2 separate regions of the Homo sapiens genome follow, and region 1 is linked to region 2. A link is a loop called in an ENCODE intact Hi-C map of the cell type or tissue named here. Cell type or tissue: HepG2. All regions are shown on one strand. Each heading gives the region's core, and the rest is flanking DNA. Links, peaks and the distances in the headings are about the cores only.

The links. Hi-C counts contacts between places; a loop is a spot of excess contacts. Peaks named below come from ENCODE experiments on the same cell type or tissue, not always from the same donor. Only the 100,000 strongest peaks of a DNase experiment are listed, where the experiment ranks them.
Region 1: it touches region 2 in a loop (1.9-fold over the local background); 1 of 110 quality-filtered maps calls a loop at or near these places.

Annotation. Positions count from the first base shown.
Region 1 is chr2:189,607,622-189,616,917 of GRCh38, reverse strand. No RefSeq gene overlaps it. Among named protein-coding and RNA genes, the nearest start is that of SLC40A1, 31 kb to the right of the region's middle. In HepG2, for the core only: no CTCF peak of the experiment used is centred there; DNase peaks (open chromatin) are centred at 3,677 and 4,387; H3K4me3 peaks cover 491 bases.
Region 2 is chr2:189,518,461-189,527,756 of GRCh38, reverse strand. No RefSeq gene overlaps it. Among named protein-coding and RNA genes, the nearest start is that of SLC40A1, 58 kb to the left of the region's middle. In HepG2, for the core only: no CTCF peak of the experiment used is centred there; DNase peaks (open chromatin) are centred at 4,846, 5,206 and 5,536; H3K4me3 peaks cover 458 bases.

The DNA of each region.
Region 1 (9,296 bases), core at 2,308-4,807, 91 kb before region 2:
ATACACACACAGAAATACAAATATATATATGCATATGTATATATACATATCTGCATCTTCTAGAACTCCCATCTTTCCCCTTGCCAATCAAGCCCAAATTCAATGAAATTATTGTATAGAAATAGTTAATAAAATCTGTTAGCTAATAATATTAACAGAATGAGAACCCAGATTTTAGTTACTAACTTTGGAGATATTTCAGCTTTAAAGCTGTGAGGAAAAACATTGAGAGAGTCTTTATGTAGATCTACCTGATTTGAGTACTGTGAGCATCCAGGTAGAGTAATAGGGGATTGAGGCCTAGGAACTTGGAGAGAAAGAGGTCAGGAAAAATGTATCAAATATACAGGGCGGCTGAACCCAACAGCAGGCTAGGACCCAAGGAAAGAGTCTGGAAACACCTCCTGCTGGAGCCTGGGAAGAGAATTTAAGACAATCTAGTGTCCACCTGTCTTCACACTGCCCTGGGACATGAAGAAGGGGCTCTGGCCTCATTTGGGAGCTGCGAAAAAGAGGGAGAAAGATTGACACGGAGTATGGGGATCGAATGGCCAGTGACAACCAAGAACTGGGAGGATAGTTTAATAAAAAGTGGCAAGTGACAATAAAACAGGCAGGACTCGAAGGAGCTCTCAAAAATACCCAGAAGGAGACTCATTTTCTTGTGGGCAAGCAAATGAGGGTTTGAACGATGTTTATTTGGTTGTTAATGAAAAGGACTGCCCAGAAGGCTGGAAAATATAAAGCACTCTGGTTACATTTGTATTAGCTAAAACATTCTATATGTAATTATGAGATGTATTCTCAATGAAACGGAAGTTACATTGTGACTACATACAGCTTTATAGAAGCCTGACATATGGCAACAACTTGTTAAAACCATTCTAACTTCTTTACTTGAAGAAAGAAAACTAACTACTCTCTCTATAATTGGAGTCCTTGTATCTCCTTTGTGCTTCTACATATCCCCTGGAGAATGAGGAAAAGGAGCTCAGAGGGGGAAGAGAACTAATATTTATTGAGCACCTCCTAATTCCCAAGATGCTTTATAGACATTGTCTTCACTTAATCCAGAGCAACCCTCAGAAAGAGTTACTATAAATCCCGTTTTATGGGGCAAGAAATTGGGGCTCAAGGTCAACTCGCCCAAAGTTACATAGTGTTTCTCATGCTTGAGTAAAGAACAGACTCCTTTTATGACTATCACCAAGAATATGTCAAGTCCTTGGTTTAAAACACACTGATTTATGGCATAATTCATGAAAGCATCTTTCAGTTATGAATTATCACTATAAAAGAAAATTTTCATTTATGTAAGAGTAAACAATAATTTTATTTTATTTATTATTATTATTATTTTTGAGATGAGGTCTCTCTCTGTCACTCAGGCTGGAGTGTAGTGATCTTGCAACCTCCACGTCCCAGGCTCAAGTGATCCTCTCACCACAGCTTCCTGAGTAGCTGGGACTACAGGCTCGCACCACCACACCTGGCTACTTTCCTTTTTTTTCTTTGTTAAGAGATGGGGTTTCTTCATGTTGCCCCTGGCTAGTCTTGGACTCCTGGACTTAAGTGACCAGCCAGCTTCAGCCTCCCAAAGTGTTTGGATTACAGGCATGAGCCACCGCGCCCAGCCGTAAACAATAATTTTAAATACCATCATTGAATTGAAAACAGCCACATGCACACACACACACACACCCCAAAATTCAAAATACAAGGATCTGAGAATGTCTTCAGACCCTTAGATGTGAAGAAACCCTTGGGAAACATTATATTTTTACCATGCTCCCATTATTCAGGCATCAATAAGAGGATTGAGCTATGCTGTACAATAATAAGTAGACTGTAAGATCGTTAGAACTCAGTTTTAAGCTTATAATCTGCAACCAGACATGAAAATCCATATTCCTGATTTCTAGTTAGCACACAAACTTCCACATTGTATAGCCAAGTTGTTGCAAAGCTTTGCCAAAATGGGTCAGCCTCAGAACATTAATGTTATGACACCCTTACACAGTGTAAGGCCATTATTTTTGGACCTAGTTTCATCCAGGGTGCTTCCTGCTTCCATAAGCATGTTCAACTGGTTTGAACAGTCATAGACCCTTGCTGGCAGGTTGATCTCTCCCTTCTTTTCCTCCCCCTCACAGATCTGTCTTGCACTAGGCTCAGTGTAAACAAACTAGTTAAAACTGGCTCTCCATATATCCTACGCTTTAGGAGCAATTTCATATAAAGTCGTCCCTCCATGTCCAATGGGGATTGGTTCCAGGACGCTCCTCAACACCCCGATACCTAAATCTACAGATGCTCAAGTTCTTTATATAAAATGGTATTTGCATTTAACCTACACATACCCTTCTATATGCTTTAAAGCATCTCTTGATTACTTAAAATACCTAATACAATGTAAATCCTATGTAAATAGTTATTAAACTGTATTTTTAAAATTTGTATTACTTGCATTGTTATATTGTTATTTTTAAATTTGGGGGGAATATTTTCCACCCGTTGTTAGTTGAATCCTTGCATGCAGAATCCATGGATATGGAGGGCCAACTGTACAAATCCCAGGATAAAACTCACATGATACAAACTTAAGTCTAAGAACAAATGGGCCCCTTTAAACAGGAATTTCCTTTATCCCAGAGACTGTGCAGCCCACTTTACCAAAGATGTGATTTGGCAGTCTCCCAGAACTTCAATATGATCCCTCTTTGCACTGCTAGAGACAGAATAAATATGTATGATAAAAATGCATGTGATAACTAAAATAAATGGAGGTAGCAGAGCCTAATTGCATTTCCAATAGGAAAGAGCTAGTCATGAAACCATAAAGACATGAGTTTTTTTTAATAGCAAAATGGGAATTGTAGTTTACAGCCCCCAAAAGTATGTTTTCAATTGCTTTCTCTGCATTATTAAAGGTTGACTTTCTGACCTAAGGGTCCTTTGCCATCTAAAATGTCTAAACATGCCAGTTTAAATATATGGTGTCAGCAAAAAATGAAAACCAAACTGTATATTTTTTTCCTCTCACTAGTGAGAGCTGAGCTAGCTGTTCTCACATGCCCACTCCGGCAGGGAAGCTGAAAGCAAGTATGTGAGAGGGAAGGAGTGGTATCAAGGCTCACACATGCCTGCAGATGCCATAGCTGGCTTTTGAATTGTGGTGATTCACATGTTATTATTATAATGGAACTTCACCAACTGATTTCAACTGAAAAAAAATAGTTTGGTTATATATGACTCTTTCACCTCTATCTAGGGAAGATAATGCATATTAAATTAGTCCATATATGATATTTTTTTCCCTTGTTGTAAACCTTGGAAGAGGAATTTGCCAAAAAAAAAAGAATGTATAGCTAATAGGTTTCTTCCTGTTTCTTCCTTCCTTCGTTCTTTCCTTTTTCCTTCTTTCCTTCCTTCCTTTTTTCCTAGCAAAAAGAAGCCTAAACAATGACATTTCTTTTCCAAATATCCATACACGGACTATTAAGTTTAGAAAGAGGAAACTAACAAAACACTTTTTCCCTTAATACTAAACTCCAGGCAATGACTGAGTTGTTTTCGGTTTGCGGAGTGTTTGTTTTTGACCAGTATGAGTCTGCAGTCCTTTAAGAGGCTGAAGCTGATATCTGACACACGTCACTGGGAATGTGAGATAGTGAGAGATCCAAGCTTGTGGAAGGCTGAAGCATGCAAGGTCGTGTCTTCTCTTTGCTTTCTACTACTCAGAGCTCCACTTCCTGCAATTCTTTCATAATGTGCTTCTTTGCCATTTTGCAAGTGTTGATCAAAAATGTCAGGATTGTTTGCTATCTCAAATCCCAAAATATCCATGACCTTGAACAGCACATACATGACTTCTGAAAGGAAAACAGCAGAACTGATGGCAAGCATTTTTATAGTCTTTTTTTATTTCCCTAGGGAATAATAGATATCTTGAAAGAACAACTTTAAAAAAGTTATGCTTTATTAGGAGATTGATAATTATAATTTGAATAAGACTCAGTTAACCAATTGACAAATATCAAGTCTACAACTTCTAGATTAAGTTAAAAATGAGATTTCCCTGCTCTACCTCCTAGATTAACCCATTTAATCCTCAAAGCAACCCTATGATGCTATGCTTTATTTTTCAGTCTATATGTGTAGAAAGTGAGATTTCTACCTCCTTCCCTCAAATATGAGCCAATTGTAAAATAAAAAACACAAATGCTTGTTTCCTCAAGCAAATCTCAATGATAGTTTAACTTTCCACCAGAAAAGGCAGACAAATTTGATTTGAGAAAGATAAGGCTGCTGCTCATGTTGAAATAAAGTATCGATCCAAGAGCTAGCCCTAGACAAGATTTCAAAGTATGCAGATTTTGCCGGGTGTGGTGGCTCACAACTTTAATCCCAGCACTTTGAAAAGCCGAAGCGGCCAGATCACTTGAGGTCAGGAGTTTGCAACCAGCCTGGCCAACATGGTGAAACCCTGTCTCTACTAAAACTACAAAAATTAGCCGAGTGTGGTGGTGGGCGCCTGTAGTCCCAGCTACTTGGGAGGCTGAGGCAGGAGAATCACTTGAACCCGGGAGGCAGAGGTTGCAGTGAGCCAGGATCGCATGACTGCACTCTATTCTGGGCAATAGAGGGAGACACCATCTGAAAATAAAATAAAACAAAATATGCATATTTTGTGAGCATATTTCTCCAGCATTTCTGATCTGCATTATGCAAGCCACTTGATAATACCGGCTCCCTGGCCCCCAGCTGCTGGGAGGGCTCCACCAGTTTCCTGCTCACCAGTCAGCCCTTTCCAAAGCTGCTGTCAAATGGGGACTGAGGAAGAAGGCTTCAGTCAATGTGACTATTGGGTCAGTCTGAGTAAACCTGTTACCCTCATGAAATATGTTTTGAGTCTTATCTTTAATCATGGAATGAAAGGTTTTTGCTTTGTTAAAACATCTTCAAGCTTTGTTGTACAGGTTTGGAATTGTGATGGGGATGCCAGCAAAGAATTTCCTGTACTACTCTCAAGACTGACTGCTATCACTAGGTTGAGATCCAGGCCCAGCAATGGCAATGAGTCTGTGCAAACATATCCCATACAATCTGTGTTTGAGAGAATTTTGTGTGTTTGTGACAATTGTACTTTGCAAGCTCCATTTCCCTGGCAGAATAAAAACACCTATATATAAACATATGTATACACACACACAGAGAAATACAAAATGACCTCAATAGTTCCTTCAAATTCAGATTCTATTCTATTCTAAAAGCATCTATTTCATATTTTAAAAACATGCATTACAATTGTCTCTGTGTTGTTATGTAAATTTTTAAATGAATTTATAAAAATGTAAATATTGCCAGTATCATTTGGTATCTAACTTTATATGGGAAGTTTGGCACATAGCAGTAACATTAATTTTACTGAGTTTCCACAGTAGAAAATATTTTCTCTTTGTGAAATTTTTAGTCTTCTGAACGAGATTTTTTTTGGTGAAGAAAAGGAAATACATATGTTATTTTAATAAATATATATATTTCTATAGCTGAGAAACCTATCTGATATAAAAATAACAAATTTGATTTCTAATACATTTGTGATGAGCTGTTTTTAAATTAGATTTCTGTTAGAGCATGGTATCCCTCTATCAAAACAAAAACAAAAAGAAAAACAAAAAAACAACCAAACAAACAAAAGGCTGGATTGACTTTTCTTTTTGTTCGGGCATGGTGGATAATAATTTCCCTGGAACTGATAATACGTGAAGGTTGGACATTTTAAGAAAGAATCTGAAATAGAGGACCTGGATTGTAACCATAAATCATCCTGTACACTTACCTGATGGACGTTTTCATATTTGTAAAAATTATTTTTATGTATTTATTGCATTTCCTAAGCAGTCAAGACCTTTTCATGTTTAAGTTATGAAGTAGAGTTCAGGGAGCCACTATGTCTCACCTCACACTTCAGGTAGGTCAGGAAGGTATCAAAACCACAAATATTTCCCTCTAGCTCCAAGCTGTGTAGCTTCTCAGAGATGACAGATATACACTCTGGATTTGGAGTGGTTGCATACACCCTCCCACCTCAGTACTATGTAAAGTGCATATAGTACGATGGGAGACTTGGAAGGAGAAGGAAAGGCTGTGTTGCCTCAAATTTAGTAATGGTTGATTTTGCCCTGATTCATTTATACATTTGATTGTTGATTATGGACATTGTGGCTATACAAACAACTTCATTTTTAAAAACCTCAATGATTACTATTTGTAGGCAGTAATTAAAATATCAGTTAATATTTCACATATGTATTTACACACACATGCATTTTAAATATACCAGGCTTTAAAAACAAGGACATATCAAATCATCTCTTTAAATCCTCCATATTGTCCCTTCACCTCGCTCCAAGTATTGGTGATTCTCATCTCTTTTAAAGCTCATCATTTAGAAAGAATTGAAAAAGGAAACTAGCTACTATCAGGCCCCTTCATGGTGCTGACTTGCCAATGCCACCTTGAAGTTGAATTACAAATCATGAGGTAGCTAAGAAGGCACTTAGTGGTGCATTGTAGTTCTTTTTAACTATCAAACTTAGTTTTTTGTGGTTGCTAAAGTTCCTGCATGAGGATAGAATAATTCTATAAATAAAGAACTAGTTAAAGTTAACTCAGTTCATTTCTTTTTTTTTTTCCTATTCATTTCTTGCTTACAAGAAATTGTGGGAACAGCAATCATTTTAGCCACAAAGGAGGAACAAATACACATATTCAAGGCAAACTCTGTAGTAACATTGAGGTCATCCTCTTGAAAAGTTTTTATGTGTTCTTGAGAGGGAGGAAAAGGGGTGGAGATATTGCCTATGTTTCTGGGCATGCTTACAAAACTGTGAGGTGCATGCCAATGCCATTTTTCTTGTGCTTCAAGGTGAAACAATGGTTAGAAACACTGTTCCATAACAGCGGATTTTGAACTTTTTAAGCCACAGAGTCTTTTTCTCAAACTACATTTTATATGACCCTAAAACATATAAAATATGTAAAACATACATGCTCTGGTTGAAATGGGGTGCGGGGCATAGAAAGTTACAGAACCCCAATGGCGAGGCTTCTTTTTTGGATATCATTACCCCCAAGAGTCCGGAGGTGCCTCTATAACATCTCAGGGCTGGGAAAACATTGCTATGTAGTTGGCTCTGTTGCAACATAATAATTGCAGTACCAAACAGAGTGCAAATATGAGTCAAATATCAGAGCCCGTATGGAGAAATAGCTAAGAGATCACGGTTATTCTCAAACTCTGTGATGGCTCAGTGATCATCAAGTAGAGGAGGAGAGGCCCAGTGCATAGGGCTGTGCCCCTTCTCACCCTGTGACCCTATGCACACAGACACACACACACACACACACACACACACACACACATAGCTACTCTTGTATCTATTTACACTATTGGGTTTCATAGATAAGATTTTTTTTCTTAAGAATAGATTCAGCTTCTAAAAAGATTTTTAAAATCTAAAATACCCAACCCAGAGAACTTTGTTTAATTTTCTTGTTTTATAGGTAAATAACCAGACTGAAGCAACTTTTACGGGGAATGTGGTCTTCTAGACTTCTAACAGGGTGATCTGTACACATTTTGAGCCCTACAAAATAAGGACAAAGGCAGAGGAAGACAGTCATGGGAATGAATCAGAAAATTCAATGACACAATCATGAAATATTCAGAGATGGTGAAATAAAATTGTTGGCTTTTTGTTTATTATTTTAGACTTGTTTTCCAGTTTTATTTAAATCAAGTGTGTTGTGTTTTTCCAATAAGCACTGTTTTTGCACTGCCTATCAGATTTTGATGGTTTTTCTATGTCAGTTTCTCCGGAGTGTTTTTACAATGTCTATTATTTATGTCAAACCACAGTATTATCTTCAAGTAGAAGGCCAAATTTGATAGTTTTATCTTTGAGGAACCTGCTCTACATTGTTTTACAACTGTTCTAACCTCAAGTGAATTAGCATAAGTAAATTTAAGCTTAATTCCTTTAGGAGAACTTGTCTTTAATTCACCTCAGCTACTGGGCATCCAATTAAAAAAATCAGAAAATGATGACTTTCCTGTTAAGTAATTTTAATTTTTGATTGTTATTACTTTAATTAGAACATCATTCAATGTTTTAATATAGATTACAAAGGAGCTTAAATAGTATAACTTTATGAAAAGAAGACAAAAATAACATGGCATGAAGAATCACATTAAAGTGCTTTGTGTATGGGTGACATATTATTACCAGGAAATCGAAGATCCCTAAAGCCTTCTGGACAACTATCTCTAAATCAACCAAGAAGTTCATTGACCTCCAAATTGGTAAATCTGTTTTCTGTCTTAACAAATTATTTCTGTGAATTATATAAAAGAAGGGTTTCCTTTATATTGCCAGAGTTCCAAACTGGATAATTGTGGTATAAGGAGCTTTAAGAATATGATATCGATAACTGAAACTACTTCCTGTTCCTTTGCCTCAGACGCTTAGTGTCCAGATAACATATGACTAGGCCAAAAGACAAATATTAGCCTATAATAGTCAGAGCTGTTACTAGAAAGACAGTGAATAATTTCAAAAGAAGGGGGTGAACCATCTTTGCTGTTCTGTTGTCGTTTTTGTCGTTTTTCTTCCTCTCTGAAGGTGCTATGATTACTTGGAAGGTCAGACTTCTACTTAATAATTTAACTCATCAGTTACCTTTTTATAGAACCTCTACAGATTGGTAGAATTTGTAGATTTCACAGAAATTTAATACTGGAGAGGACCTTGATGATCATCTATTTTTATAGATGAATAAAATGAGGCCCAGGGCAAATAAATGTTGATTTAAATTACTTTATTTGCAGCAGGTCTAGAATTCAGATCTCCTGATTCCTGGACCAATGTTCTTTTCAGCATATCATGCTGCTTCCCTTGCATGTCAACTGCTCACTAAAGATTCGATCTGTCTGAGTTCTCCACCTGAGACCTGCAGTAGCTTCCATTGTGAAAATGAACTGGTATGAGGTTAGGAAGAACACTTCAGAATCCCCAATCATAGCTCATTTAAAAATTTCCTGCCTGGGCTGGGTGCGATGGCTCACACCTGTAATCCCAGCACTTTGAGAGGCTGAGGTGGGTGGATTGCGCTAGCTCAGTAGTTTGAGACCAGCCTGGGCAACACAGCGAGACCCAGTCTCTATAAAAAATCCAAAAATAGCCAGGCATGGTGGAGTGTGCCTGTAGTCTCAGCTACTCAGGGACCTGAAG
Region 2 (9,296 bases), core at 3,863-6,362:
TGATAACGAAAATATTCTGAGATAATCTACATAATACATCTTCTAGACAAACTTCTAAGTACTACAGCTCTTTGTGCTTAAGCCTGTGTTATGAAATCTTTGCTAAATAAAAATTACCCCTTTTCTGTGTTGGGTGGGTAGTGTGGTGTGAACACAGTCAAATCTTCATGGCTGAACTTTGGAATCAGTGCTAAGCAGTGATTCTGACCCGGTTCTATGGCACGCAGGGGTGTGTAAAGAAACCCTCCTCGGGGACGCGCATCCCCAGACTGCCCTTTCTATCTAACTCAGGCTGACTTTAGAACCAGGTGTGCCTAAACCACATTTTGTGCGGGGCGGGGGGGAGGACACAAAACTATCATGTTGTTGTTGTTCTCCTTTTTATGTTTCTCACTGTATATTTTGGCAACATCTACAGCGAGGGAAAGCACTAGATGCTCCCAGGCTTGGTCCAGGATCAGCTGCTACAAATCTTCTTCCCTCCCTTCCTTCTGGGACGTTTGTGCCAAAACAGCTCAGGATGAAAGGCATTTTCAGTTTTTGCTGTACTTTTCCTTTTGGTTAAAGACGTGGAAAATCAGAAGAGAGAAACTGCTCAATGAGACCATAAGAGCTGAAAACGCTGAGTGTACCCAAAGACAGCAGGAAAGCCCCCACTCCCTCCGTCATAGCAAGAGAAGGGAGGGTGACTGGACTGAGAGGGGAGAGCTGGTCCTTCAAGGAGGAGGTTGGAGTTCCGATGTGGAAGTCCAGTTCTTCAACTTCTGTAAGATGGAGGAAAAGGACGAGAAATGGTACAGGGAAAGACCACTTAGAGAGTAAAAGAATAATTGGAAAGCTTTACTTAATGCTTTGTGTCTTCTCTGGAAAGACATTCTCTGTGAGGAGGCCGTCATCAGAAATGAGGAAGATGGCTGATGAGAGAGCAAGGAATGGCTAAAATGCAAAGGCTGAGTGTTGATGGAGAAGGAGGAGGGGATATTAATGGTCTTTCAGTGGTTAGCAGGACACTATGATGTAGTAATAATGGATCATAAGCAGAAGTGAGTACATATTCCATCTTTAAGAAAAATAATACAAAATTACCAATACAGAGTATGTACAAAAGTAAATATTTAAGATAAAAAATTACAACAAATAACAATAATTTATGTTTGCCACTTCACAAAAACATATGACTATGGGAACCATTGCCAGGCTCTTGAGGGCTTTGGAAAGAACCTCTTGCAAAAAAGGAGGTTAAACCTTAAAGCTTCATTAGCTTCGTGGTAAATTCACCTCTGGTCACAAGAATAGAAATACCACCAGAGTAAAGGTCTGGCTGGCACAGTATGACTTTCAGACAGCATCTTAAAGGCACTTTTGTGGGAGCGGATGATGGATGCCTTCACAATACTGGCCTCAAATTATTCAGAACACCACTAACTTCTGATTTTTCTATAAGACTTGAAGAAGAACATGCATATGAAGATGCTTTAAAAACTCCTAAAGGTCTCCCTGGGGGAGGAGCCAAGATGGCCGAATAGGAACAGCTCGGGTCTACAGCTCCCAGTGTGAGCAACGCAGAAGACGGGTGATTTCTGCATTTCCAACTGAGGTACCGGGTTCATCTCACTGGGGTGTGCCAGACAGTGGGTGCAGGACAGTGGGTGCATGTTAGTATGTTTTTTCTTACATTCTGCAAACTCCGCTATGCCTCAATCAATAATCAAATTTGGCTGGGTGCAATGGCTCACGCCTGTAATCCCAGCACTTTGGGAGGCCAAGGCAGACGGATCACAAGATCAGGAGATCAAGGCCATCCTGGCCAACATGGTGAAATCCCGTCTCTACTAAAAATACAAAAATTAGCTGGGCGTGGTGGTGCGCAGCTGTGGTCCCAAGCTACTTGGGAGGCTGAGGCAGGAGAATAGCTTGAACCCAGGAGGTGGAGGCTGCAGTGAGCCAGGATCGTGCCACTGAACTCCAGCCTGGGCGACAGAGTGAGACTCCATCTCAAAAAAAAAAAAAAAAAAAATCAAAGTTACCTAAGCATTCAGCAAACCTATTTATTTTTTACCTTATACAAGCACTTTAGGGTTTTAAAAATAATTACTATGTGATATTACCTTTCATTTTTCCTAGAACATTCTTTTTTCACCTTTGTATTCCATAGTTGAAACAATATAATTTTAGTCCCCATTTACAAGTGATTCACCCTCAGCCTGCATTTTTCTATAATAAAGTTCTAACTTTTGCTTTCATCTTCTTTTGGTAACTTCTTAATTCCCTTGATAATATGCAGTTCTCATCTCTGTTCTTTTTCTGGGTTGATCCTTATATTTCTTAAAGCACATGGCCAAAACTACAACCAAGTTTCCATGGAAGAAAGTGTCATAGTTTTATAAATCATTCTAATGCATGTGTGTGAGTTTTTAATTCTCTTGCTATATTATGCCCAGCATTTGCTGGTTTGTTGGCCATAATGAGATTTTTTTCAGTTTGATGTGTCTTTTAGATTCTCTTTAATAGTAGTTGCTTGGAATCATAGGAGAAATTTGGTCAGGATAATCCGGAAGTTTGAAGTAATGGGCAAAAGCACTCAAACTACTGGAGAGAGTGATGAATGAAGCAGACAGGAGGTGATAGAAAGGAGCGGGGTTGCAATCTGAAAAGAAGCTTTTGAGAGATCAAAAAACAGGTCAAGTCACAGGATAGGGAGCGTTGGTTAATTGACAAGATGAAAGGCTTATGATTCTAGAGAAAAAGCAGGAAGTTGGCACGAGGTTGATATAATGAAGGTAGAGTTGTACCTTTTAATAAGGTCCAAGGTTCTTTCATTCAATGAGTGGCCACTGTGGGATGGAGTAGGAGGTCAGGATGATCAACTAGATAGAACTTGTGTGGTAGGGAATAGAAGAATGGTTCTCAACGCTGACTGCACATCAGAACCACCTGGAGAGTTTTAAAGCCTATCAAGGCCCAGGTCCCACAGGCCAATTCAATCAGAATCTGGAGGTGGGGCTAGGCATTGGCAGGTGTGAAAAATCACCGAGTGATTCTTGTATGCAGCCAGAATTGAGGACTCTGGATTTGAACAACTGTTTGCACCTGCAGAAGTTTTTATACTCTTGCTGCTCTATCAGGCCTTATTACCCTTTACCAATTAAATCAGACGATTTGGGGGTAAGATTTTGGCTCTCTGTCCCCATCCAAATCTCATCTCGAATTGTAATCTCCCTGTGTCAAGGGAGGAACCTGGTGGGAGGTGATTGGATCATGGGGGCGGTTTCCCTCATGCTGTTCTTGTGCAAGTTCTCATTAGATCTGAGGGTTTAAAGGTTGAGGCTTCCCCTACTTGCTTGGCGTTCTTTCTCCTGATGCCTAGAAGGTGTCTGCTTCCCTTTCATCTTCTGCCATGATTGTGAGTTTCCTGAGGCCTCCCCAGCCATGCAGATCTGTGAGTGAATTAAACCTCTTTTGTTTATAAATTACCCAATCTGAGGTAGTATCTTTATGGTAGTGTGAACATGGGCTAATATAGTAAGATCTAGGCAAAAGCCATTTAAAAAATTCCCCAGGTGTTTCCAACCTGCAACCAAGTTTAGGAACCACTGGGTTAGAGGGATTGTATCCTGTGATCTACTATGTACCATGAATAAAATGAAATTATATTGTATGATAGCCCTTGTATATTAAAATAATACTTTGTTTTGAAGTTTAATGCACAGAAAGGAATCCAGATGCTACTCTTTGTCTTAGTTTTGTTTTTTGTTTTTTTTTTTTGAGATGGAGTCTCACTCTGTCTCCCAGGATGGAGTGCAGGGGCACGATCTCGGCTCACTGCAACCTCGGCCTCCAGGGTTCAAGTGATTCTCCTGAGTAGGTGGGGTTACAGGCGCCCACCACCATGCTCGGTTAATTTTTGTATTTTTAGTAGAGACGGGGTTTCTCCATGTTGGCCAGGCTGGTCTCCAACTCCTGACCTCAAGTGATCCACCCACGTCGGCCTCCCAAAGTGCTAGGATTACAGGCGTGAGCCACTACACCTGGCCTGTTTGTCTTACTTCTGATGGTTTAGTGCACCCTTCTAATTTAAGAAAATGAGAATGACAGAATTTTGAAAAATGGAGGAGGCCTTAGAGAAGAAGTCACGACCTCTTTTTTTACATATGAGAAATAAGGGGCCCAGAAAGGATAATTTAATTGTCCACAATTTCTTGGGTGGTTAATAACAGAATAGGGTCCCCTGACAGATCATTTTCAATTTTCTTTCTACTCCTCAATGCTGGCTTCATTACAACTCTTAGTTTTGAAGTGATAAACTTTAAAAGGGATATGACTTCATTTATAAAATCTATGGAGTACATGGACAGGGTGAATGTGAACTTGTCCATAAAACTCTAGAACACTAGAAGTAAAAGTTGCCCTCAAAGCCATGAAAAAGTTTATTTTAAAACAAGTAAATTAAACTACTAAAGTATCCCTTAATACCAAACATGGCATTTAAATTAGTGACCATGAGAATCTTTCAAGCCAAAAGAATGGCCACTGGGTAGCCATTCTATGTACGTAGGAAGGCTAAAAGTTTTGGGGTCTTCAGACCTGGGAAAATATGTGAGTTTCATAAGGTCACATGCTAGACTATAAAAGGAAATTTTGCAATCAGTACTTAAGCTCTTAATCATGTGGCTCACATGTTTTCATACTCCCTGAGTTGGTTAGTCCAATTCCTGACCTAGCCAACCTAGAAGAAAACAGAACAAAAGCAGGTCTCTATTGGGAATAAAGTTAACTGCGTATGATTATATTCTGCTTGTTAAATATGCACACTTCCTTGTGTATTCATGGACTTTGGTCGCAGTAAATGATCTTTGCAAAAAATGTCCTGGACACATCCTACTTACACTGAATGACATTCTTTGAGAGGCAGGTTGCTAGTTGCCAACTACAGTGCTTTGTTTCCAGCTGTTTCCCAGCCCATATCTTTCCATTGGCTGTGTTGAAAAGACTAGAGCATGCTGATGAAGCCTAAAAGCAACTCCAAGGAGGGGAAGTGAATAGATTAGATCATAGAACTTGATTTAGAAAGGTTTCCGTGGGCTGAAATGGGCAGCAAAATCTAAGCAGATGCAATTCCGTGGAGAGAGAAGAGAGGTATAAGTACTTGAACACAGTACATCAGTAAAGGGGGGGAACACACTTGCCTTATGGTATTTGAAGGGCTGTTATTAAAAGAGAGTTTCTAAGTCCAAAGTCCATAGACCATTCATAGGCCTTCAGAACACTGCAATTCCGCAAAGATTGTACAAGTTTTTATTCATGTCTAAATTTTTTTTTCCTGGAGATAAGGTCTGTCATTTTTATTAAATGCTCAAAATAAGAAAAATCAGATTAAACCTAAAAGTTATTAACTAGGGAAAATAAAAGGCAGCTACAGATAGATTTAGTTTCAATGAGAGGAAGAAATTTCTGACATTTAAAGTTGTCCAAACATGGAATGAGCTACCATGGGAGGTTTCAAATTTCCAGGCCATTTGGCAAGAATATCATAGAAGGTATTTAAGCAACAGTGAGTGGTGAAATGTGTTTACATTTCTATAAAACAAACAACTGTGTACATGGAGAGAATGCCTCAGTAAAATTAATGTGAATGCTGGTAGAGTTAGGAATTCTCAGAGCACTGAGGCCCTGAACCAAAAGACCACAAGTGATGACAAGAATTGTGGCTAGTTGGGGGATTGGGGGTACATTTGCCTCCTTTGGGCTGATCCTGGTTATTGATAATTAGACAAAAAGACACCCTAGTGGTTTCATTTTGTCTTTGCACTGTTGGAGGACTTGCTCTACACCTGGGTCATTTATGGTTATCTAATAGATACAGCACCCACAAACAGTTACAATGGGGAAGTTGGTAGAAAAATCAAGGGTGAGAGTATAGTGGTTAAGACCATGGACTGGGGAGATAGGCTGGCTGAATTTCACTCCTGCCTCTTTTTACTAGCTGCGTGTGACCTCGAAGAGGCTGTATAGCCACTCTGTGCTTCATTTCCCCAGATGTGAAATGAGAATGACAGTAGTACCTACATTATAGATTGGAAAATAAATACAAAAAATCATGTAAAGAATTAAAAACCATGCTCAAGAATGGTTAGCTATATGACTGTTGTGGTTTCTAGTTATTGAATGGAGATATTTGAATTATATTACAAACTGTCATTTATTTGCTGTATGATGTAGGGAAAATGCCTTATCTCTCTGGCTTCATGCTTCCCATCTATAAAATGGTGAACACATTTACGCTGGATGGAGATAATATCCAATTTAGTACTGGCTTTAACAACTAAAAGAGTCAAAGTACCCCTAAAGGTCTTACTTAGAAAGCAGAGTTTAACAATGATTTTTATAAGTTTAGGCTTATAGCAGCACATTAATTCTTAGTTTGGGAGCAGTGCTTTAGCTTAGATTTTGAAATCATCAGCAAAGTGTACTATCTGCACTATCATCAAGTTTTGTCAGAGCCTCACCCATGTTTTAAATCTGCTGTCTCTAGAACTCTACCCAAAACTTTTTATTAGAACGTCTTGAGGTATATTTTGTATCTGAAGATTTCAAGGGCTTCACAGTAATTCCTGAGTTGGCCCCTATCTAGAGCTGCGATTCCCAGATCTAGAGAGTTCTGCCTCCCAAGCAGTGGGAGCCTTGGACACCTCCTATCTGATGACTGATCCTCCTCTGCTTGAATCTTTTGGAAAAGAGAGCACTTGCCAGTTGACTAGGGAGTTCATCACACTTTATAGTCTATTTAAAGTTTTCTTTTCTTTTCTTTTTCTTTTTTTTCTTTTTTTTTTTTTTTTTGAGACAATCTCGCTCTTGTCCCCCAGGCTGGAGTGCAATGGTGTGATCTCGGCTCACTGCAACCTCCGCCTCCTGGGTTCAAGCGTTCTCCTGCCTTGGCCTCCCGAGTAGCTGGGATTACAGGGGTCTGCTACCACACCCAGCTAATTTTTGTATTTTTAGTAGAGATGGGGTTTCACCATGTTGGCCAGGCTGGTCTTGAACTCCTGACCTCAGGTGATCTGCCCACCTCGGCCTCCCAAAGTGTTGGGATTAGGCCTGAGCCACTGCGCCCGGCCTATTTAAAGTTTTCTTTTCATCTTAAAATGCATTGTATATATGTACTTAATGTGTAAGAATGTATAAGTCATTAGTTAATAACTGATGCAGCTTCACATTAAGCGCTTTGCTTTTAAATTTAACTTCAAATGCTAAATTAGTAGCATGGGCAAACACACATCAATAAAGTCTATTGGTTTGGACTCTGCTATTTTGAAGTTCGTCATAATTGGCTAGACTGCTGTGTACATTTGCTAAATAAGTTGTCATCTTTATAACACAGATTAATAGCATGCCTAAACATTTAAGAGGCTTAGAAAGAACTGCTTTTAAGGACCTTGAAGTACTGTATAAACAACTACTGAAATGCTAATTATAATTTAGTCTTATCTATTTATCACATTTTTTTCTTGAGAGGAGCCAGAGACTGAAGAGGTTGACATGGTCAACCTTCAAATCTGGGTTCCTGGCATTCCTTGAAAAGAATGATTTTATCAGGTACTTATCTCCTGGCCAGGCTTTTGGGTTTTCGTTTTTTTGTTTTTCTCATCTGCCTGTCCTGCTTGAGCTGCCATTTTAATTTATTATTCATGCAAAGTATTTGAGAGCTAGTCCATGCTGATATGCAGATGTCAGATTTTCTTCAGGCCATTCAACTTCCTTGGTGTGTTTGGGAAATCTGCCTTCTATTTGTTGTGTTGGGTTAAAAGTAAAATAATCAGGAAGGAGACAGCCCTTCATGAGGCTTTCCTTCATTACTAGGAAACATCTCTGGGACAGCCCTGTCAAGCCACTGCAGCCTGATGCTCTTAAAGAACTCACTCACAGTCCTGAAGCTCCCCTGCTTCTTGCTCGGCCCGCATCGCGGACCCTCTGCTCCCTCTGCTGTATGTGACTTTCCTCCTCAGAAGGGCGCCACAGTTTAAAATTTTGTTCTTTGAACATTTCCTTTCCCTAAGTTAAAAAATGATTAAAAGACAAATTTTCATCTTGTTTTCAAAAACAGAGGAGCTGTGACTTCAAACTCTTAGATATAAATTTTCTTTTCAATGTGGAAGCAACTTGAATTTTAGGATTAAAATTCAGTCTTCAATTAACTCTCTCTATAAAGTCAGGGAGAATAAGCCCCTCCCCTTCTCCTTTGCACCCAAAAATCCAGCCATATTGACCTTTTCATGGATCCCCAGTTGCTGTCCAGAAATGCACTCTGCCTTGGAGGAGCTTGCATTTGGGTGAAGGATCCAATCAGAAAAGTAGATTATTATGCAGCAAGATGACTTTATAAGAGTAATTCAAAGTACATGCTGGTGAGGGGAGCACCTGTCACAGCTCAATGGGGGCAGTGCACGAGTCTCCTTTCTGGGAAGGGGATGTTTGAGCCGAGTTCTGAAGGAGAAGGCGTTGAGGATCCCTCACACAGAGGGTTAGGGTCTGTGAGAGGGGAAGAGAGGCTTTCCAGGGCAAAGGTAGGGTGCATTTCTGGATTATCATGTCTATCACAGTGTCCGGCTAGTCCTCAAATTACGTTTGTAGCATGAATAAGTTTGTAGCATTATCGAGAATTATAATCGGGCCATTCTAAAAGTATTAACAGAATTAGTGTAGATTCCAGAAATGGCAAATTTAGAGAGCTCATCATTAGGCAAGTACTCTGAAATAGAAGAGAAAGTTAAGGTTATTTAACTTACAGTAAAATTCCATTAAAATTATATCACAAGAAATAAAAAAATTAATAAAAATAATTTAACAGAATTAATGTAAAATGTAAATACTAAAATTATTATTGTCTTTTAATAACAGATGTGATTTATTTAAGTAGATAGACTATCTCATACATGGCTTGAAAAGTGCTGTCTGGTAAAGGTTTTTCTTTATTTTAACTTGGCTATGAGGCAGGAACTTTCATGGCTTTTGAAAATTACTTCTTTTAAAATGAAACCTCTGATCTAAAACAAAACAAAGCATTATAGATTGATACTTTTGAAATAAGTTTTTATTTTCAGGAATTTCTTAGGAATAAAGTGAATTTATACTTCAAAAGATAAAACTAAAATAAAGTTATAATAAAACACTAAGCGAGAAGTTGATAATTTTTAAAGGTGAATGTGTGTGTGTTGGGGTTGGGGGATACTTAAATATAATTTTTTACTACATAGATGCAAGTTAATTTAAAATGATTTTAAACTCATATTGTAGACATG